Regions from separate parts of the Mus musculus genome. Here region 1 is linked to region 2. The links are chromatin loops, found by intact Hi-C in ENCODE. Cell type or tissue: left cerebral cortex. All regions are shown on one strand. Each heading gives the region's core, and the rest is flanking DNA. Links, peaks and the distances in the headings are about the cores only.

Region 1 (2,920 bases), core at 97-2,596, 230 kb after region 2:
ACTGGGTACCAAGCTAATCTTACTGCTCAAAGTTCTGACACCTAAATATAAACATATTTTCCAAGAGTGTCCTTCTAGATTGTCATGTATTTGTCTTAGTTGTCCCTGTTCAGGCTTAGGCATTGAAACTGCCATGTGTTCTTCTAGTCTTCACCTTAAATATCTAGAAAGAGCTCAACAAGTAGTTATCATAACTTCTACCCCTCTGCTCCTCCGAGGCCCTGTCTAAGTCCTCTGAGACCCACCTGAGCTCTCTCAAGGCCTACAGTGTTGCTCTCCAACTTGAACCTCTGGACGTGCAAATCATTTGTTCATTAAAGAGACTTTCCTCCTCTGCACCTTGCCCACACAATCATCCTTTGTCCCATGAAAGACAATGTCAGGGGCTCTTTTTCATGAAACCAAGAATACATTTGATTTATCATTTGCCTTTTTCTTTCTTCCTCCCACATATTATGAATTATGAGGAACAGTTTATCATAATCATCTAAAAATACACATCCCACGGAGGCAAAGGCTGTATTCTCCTTACATCCTATAACCTTCCAACAACTGTGTATAGAAAATGTTGAAGGGCTTAATTAACAAATGAATCAAGACACTACCATTTCTTTCTTAAATGTCACATATTTTTACCGAGCTAAAAATATTTTCTCTGTGGTCTTGGCATTTTGCATGTGGCGTGGCATCTGCTCTGGAAGCAACAATAGAATTATAACAGACCTCTCAACTGCTATTTTGAGTAAACTATTTTGTCATTTTAAATTCTTTTGTTAAAATGCAAAGAGAGGATAATTATTTTTCCCTAATGCTATTGTGACTAGAAATGCACTGTGGTTGTAATAGAAAAATGATCTCTGAACTGCCTCAGGAGGTTGACACAGTCATTTTAGGGATGTGTGAGAGGCAGACTGGTAACGTTGCCAAGTGGTCTAAGGTAGTGGATGTAGGGATATGCGAGCTCCCTTGGGGACCACTCTGTATTTTCTCATCCAAGTAACATAAACATTGATATACTGAGCATAATGCCCCACAGACAGACAAATATATAAGCAATTCCTTCCCATTTGAAATCAGTACAGGGCAAGACAAGCCTGTCTGAATAATAAAGTCCCTAAGCTGCCACTGGTACGTCTGGCTCAATAAATTCAGACGTGCAAATAGTGACATTTTCACAGAGTGTGTGCATGCAAACCCAAGCTCTCTAAGTGTTTTAGCATCCTGATTGCAGATCATCAAATTACATAAAGTCCAAACAACTTAAAAGTGGTGGGCATCATTTGCCTGAGGTGCCCAGGAAATGGCCACATGGCTTTTCCTCCTGTAGAACTGAAAAGTCAGTGAGTCATTAGCAGGCCCTGTGTCAGGCAAAAGGAGCAGCATGCAATTGGTCTCTGAGTTATGACAAAGATAAGGAGATTACAGACGAAATTGTTTTAAGCAATTAATTACATACACAATAGTGACAGGGAGTAGTCAATTTTGTGCCTGATCCATAAGGCTACATCAATGTCTCTGTGGTTTCTAACATAAGTTCTCAGTTTCTAATTTACAGTTTTTTTTTTTTGTGGCTGGGTCTGGCAGTACACTCCTGGCATTCCAACATTGAGGTGATAAAGGCTGAAGATTAACTGTAAGTCAGGGTACAGCCTGGTCTTCCAAATAGAAATAGCCTCAAAATGACATTTAACAATTCATGCATTGTCTACTCATTTTACTTTTAAGTTACAGAACTTAAAGGTTGAATAAATATTTTTTATGTGCTACATTTCAAAATTATAAATTCCTATCTCTGACTTGTGCCTCACATGTATGTACATATCATATATCACATTTTCTTCATTCGTTTGTGATGAGCACATAGAGTATTTCAATATCTTGACTATGGTATATTGTGCAGTGGCAAACAGAAGGGGGAAGAAGTTTTTCAGATGCTGATTTTAAAAAGGGGGTTGTATATGTGAATGTGTGCGTGTCTGGGAGTGGTTAGCTCACATGTGTGCTTGCGTGTGCTCACCTATGTGAGCTTGGACCTAATGTTGAGGTGTCTTTCTCTAACCAACTCCTTCTCTTGTCTTTTGAGGCAGTGTCTCTCACTGAATCTGAAGCACACAGTTTTGACTGAGCTGGCTAGGCAGTGAGCCCCGACATATCTCTGTCTCCACCCTCCAAAACTAGGGGCACAAACACCAGCCACTGAGCTGGGCTTTTATGTGTGTATTGGGGTCCCAAACTCTGCTTACAGGCGGACAACTCACTTACAGCAACCTGTCTCCTCTGCTGAAATACCAATTCTTGGTTTTGTTTTTTGTTTTTTGTACTTTGGGTTATTGTTTTGTTTGTTTGTTTGCCATTATCGTTTGGGTTTTTTTTTTCTGAGATATATTTCAGGAGTGGATTGAGAATCATTGAGAATTTCCTTTTTAATTTTTTGAGAAATATTCATACTGTTTTTCACAATGGCCATGCCAATTTACGTTTTCACCAACAGTGTGCATGGAGTTCTAGGTGTTTGTTGGTTCGTTGGTTTTTTGTTTGTTGGTTTTTTTTTTCCTGCTCTGACAAATGTTTGTTACCTACTAACCTGATAGTAACAGCCATCTTAAAGACAGTGAACATTATCTCCTACGAATTAAGTACAATTCCGGGCTGAAGAGTGATACCAGGCAGTCCATGTCTAATAGCACTTGGCCACCTGAGCATCTACTTGGGAAAAATAACTGAAGTCCTTTCTATATTTTAAACATCAGATTATATATATTTTTAAAATGTATCTAATTGTTCAAACAACTGCTCTCTGAGATTACGCATTCATTCAGATTTTAGCGTGTCTCTCTGTCCTTAACAATAACATACCCAGTCTATCTGCAGATATCTCCACTTGGGCATTCTTTACATTTATAGTTCTGTATCCTTTGTT
Region 2 (2,920 bases), core at 111-2,610:
CAACGGAGGGTCTTGATCAGTAAAGACGTCACAGCATTATGAATGCTGGTGCAGGTCTGTGTGGTTTTCATGTCTATGTGCTTGTGTGTGTGTGTTAAGGGATTCAGGTATGTCTGTCTGCTGGTACGTGCGTGCATGCATGCGTGCTTGCACTGGTAGAGATAAGTAGATATCCTTGGGTGCCACTCAAATGCCTTTCATTTTTTTTCCCCTTGAGAAAAGTTCTCTCAGTGTCCTGTGCCTTCACTGTGTAGGCCAAACTAGCTGACCAGTGAGCTGTGCCTCCCTACAGCTTGGATTGCAAGCATGTATCACTACACTCAGCTTCTTTTACATGGGTCCTAAACTCAGATTCTCTTGTTTGAGAGGCAAGCACATTCATTACCCACTGAGCCATCTCCCTCTCCTTGAGAGCCTGTTATAGATATATACATCTATCTATCTATCTATCTATCTATCTATCTATCTATCTATCTATCTACATACGCATGTGTTTATGTATATTTTATATTTATATAAATTTATATATGGGTATGTATTCGTGTTAAAGAATCTAGTTTGATGTCTGATACATTATAGTACCCAATAAATGGCATTTCCACTTTCTTCCTATATTAGATTAGGAAGACCTCTTAAGAATCAACACTTAAAATAATTTATGAAAATTTAAAAACTGGAGAGCTTTAAAGAATGCCTCTTCTCTTAATTTCTTAATTGCTTGCAGTTGCAAATTGGGATAATTAGGATAATATATAGGTATGATCTTTTATTTACAGTATTAGATAAGCCTTACCAATTAGTTTATCAATAAGATTGTGAAGAAAAATGGTAACAGAGAAATAATGTATGTGTTTGGTCTAATATACACATCCCTGCTTCTAAAATCACATCATTGATACTGGATTTTCCAGCCAATCCCAAAAATAGATAATTCATCTCTGATACTGTTTATTAACCTAGTAAAACTGCCTCTGGGCCCAATTTCCTAGCAAAGGAATTTAAAGGTAACCCTGTCAGTTAAGCTGTAGATGTCTCTTCTTTCTTTCTTTCTTTCTTTCTTTCTTTCTTTCTTTCTTTCTTTCTTTCTTTCTTTCTTTCTTTCTTTCTTTCTTTCTCTCTCTCTCTCTCTCTCTCTCTCTCTCTCTCTCTCTCTCTCTTTCTTTCTTTCTTCTTCTCCTGACTTCTCCCAGCTGTTAGCACTGTCTCATGATGCTGTCACCTCCCACAGCTTCCTGGAGAAACTGTCCCAGTAATAGGTTGAGGTGGGGGTAGATGGGTGGGGATGCACAGCTAGGTTTCATCTGAGCCAGTAGCCATATGACCCCATATTCATGCCCGTGTAGTTTTTTCCCTCACAAGTAGTTGTTAAGTTGTTAATTCTGTTTTTGATAGGTTTTAAAAGGTGTGTGTGTGTGTGTGTGTGTGTGTGTGTGTGTGTGTGTGTGTGTGCAAAATGCTGAACCCGAGAACCAAGAGTGGTTGCTATGAGCTTTGCAACATGCACACGGGCGTGCACGCGCGCGCACACAAATACACGGACAAAGGGATAAATTGAAAAAGAAAGCAAGTAGCCCCTTGTTTGGTTCAGCAGTCTGGTCAGCCCCGCAGATGAGGAAGTGCGCCTTTGTCCCACGCTAAAGCCTTGTTTTCGTCTTTATTGTCTTTCGGGGTAAAATCGAGGGGGAAATTCACCTGTCTGGCTCAAAGTTAAACTGCTGGCTTTAATGTGACTGCATGGGAACTCGGGTTTATTAATGAATACAACATACCCGCTTTGATTTGAAAGCTTTCACCCTGCTGAAAAGATTCAAAAGGCATCGCTTCCTGCACCAGCGGTCTTCCTTTATCCCTCTCAGCGGTTCACCCCTACCCAGCTGCTATATCTCATTAACAAGCATTTGACCACTGCAGCAGGCCTGGGAGTGTTGACACTTGAAAGGCCCAGGCAGGCGTGGGCAGGCCATCAGCTATGGCAACAGGAAACTGCCCCGGAGACAACACTGAGAAAACGGGCAGCTGCAAAAGCCAAGTCCGGGTAGACATAAAGGGCCGCCTGTGCCCACGTTGGTCTGGGGTATCGGTGCGTGCCTGTGGATGTGAATTGGCGAGTCTATTTACTCATGCATGGGCTGTAAATGTTGCCATCGGCGTGTATCAGACTCTGGGCTTTTTGACAACTCAGGATGGATTTTTTATTTTGACTTACAATGTTCTTATGCCTAGCCCCGTGTTTCAAAAAAAATCTTCTTGTTCTCCAAACAATGTAAGCTGTTGTTTATGGACAGAATACTCATGAGAGTGTCAGGCTTGACGCACACATTCCATTCTCTTGGCTATCACGTGTATAAGGAAAAACCTATGTGCCTGGATTCTCATACAGTTATCACGCTACCCCATTATTTTTTCAAAAACAAGCCAATCCGTGAAATTATCTTATAAATATGTGAGATTGCTGTAATCGTTTCTGGTTTAGGCTTCAAGCTAGGATGGTTTAAGTAGAATATGTTAAGAATAGAAGTATTGTTCCAGTTGTATAAACTTAGCTCCAACAATTCTGTGGGATATCGTATTATTGGTTATAGTGATTTTAAATACAAATTTAAGTAACATTTATTTCTTACTCCCTGAGTGGTGGCCTTCTCAGTAGTATCTCTCAGTGGTATGTTTCTGAATGTACTAAATGTGTTTGTGCAGTCATTGGGGGAATCTCGAATTACAGACTATCTTGTGTAAAACCTGGGGCAGGAATTTTTCAAACCTGTAAGTTCGTTTTCAAGGTGCTCTGGTGGCCAGGTGACTCAGCAGCCAGTTCCTACCTCACAGGAGCTGTGTTACATTCATGTTCAAAACTGACCCCTTTAAAGCCATGATAAAAGAGATAACTCCCCAATAGAGGAAGAAAGGATGCTAATTAAAAAAA

What was found. A loop is a pair of places that touch in the nucleus more often than their neighbours do. Peaks named below come from ENCODE experiments on the same cell type or tissue, not always from the same donor. Only the 100,000 strongest peaks of a DNase experiment are listed, where the experiment ranks them.
Region 1: it touches region 2 in a loop (2.9-fold over the local background); 6 of 42 quality-filtered maps call a loop at or near these places.

Annotation. Positions count from the first base shown.
Region 1 is chr14:105,708,179-105,711,098 of GRCm38, forward strand. The region is part of intron 1 of Gm35967 (a long non-coding RNA gene); the gene reads right to left. Among named protein-coding and RNA genes, the nearest start is that of Gm35967, 19 kb to the right of the region's middle. In left cerebral cortex, for the core only: no CTCF peak of the experiment used is centred there; DNase peaks (open chromatin) are centred at 593 and 1,227; H3K27ac peaks cover 251 bases.
Region 2 is chr14:105,481,583-105,484,502 of GRCm38, forward strand. No RefSeq gene overlaps it. Among named protein-coding and RNA genes, the nearest start is that of 4930449E01Rik, 16 kb to the right of the region's middle. RefSeq lists an enhancer at 591-2,920. In left cerebral cortex, for the core only: no CTCF peak of the experiment used is centred there; DNase peaks (open chromatin) are centred at 1,280, 1,586, 1,876 and 2,265; H3K4me3 peaks cover 691 bases; H3K27ac peaks cover 720 bases.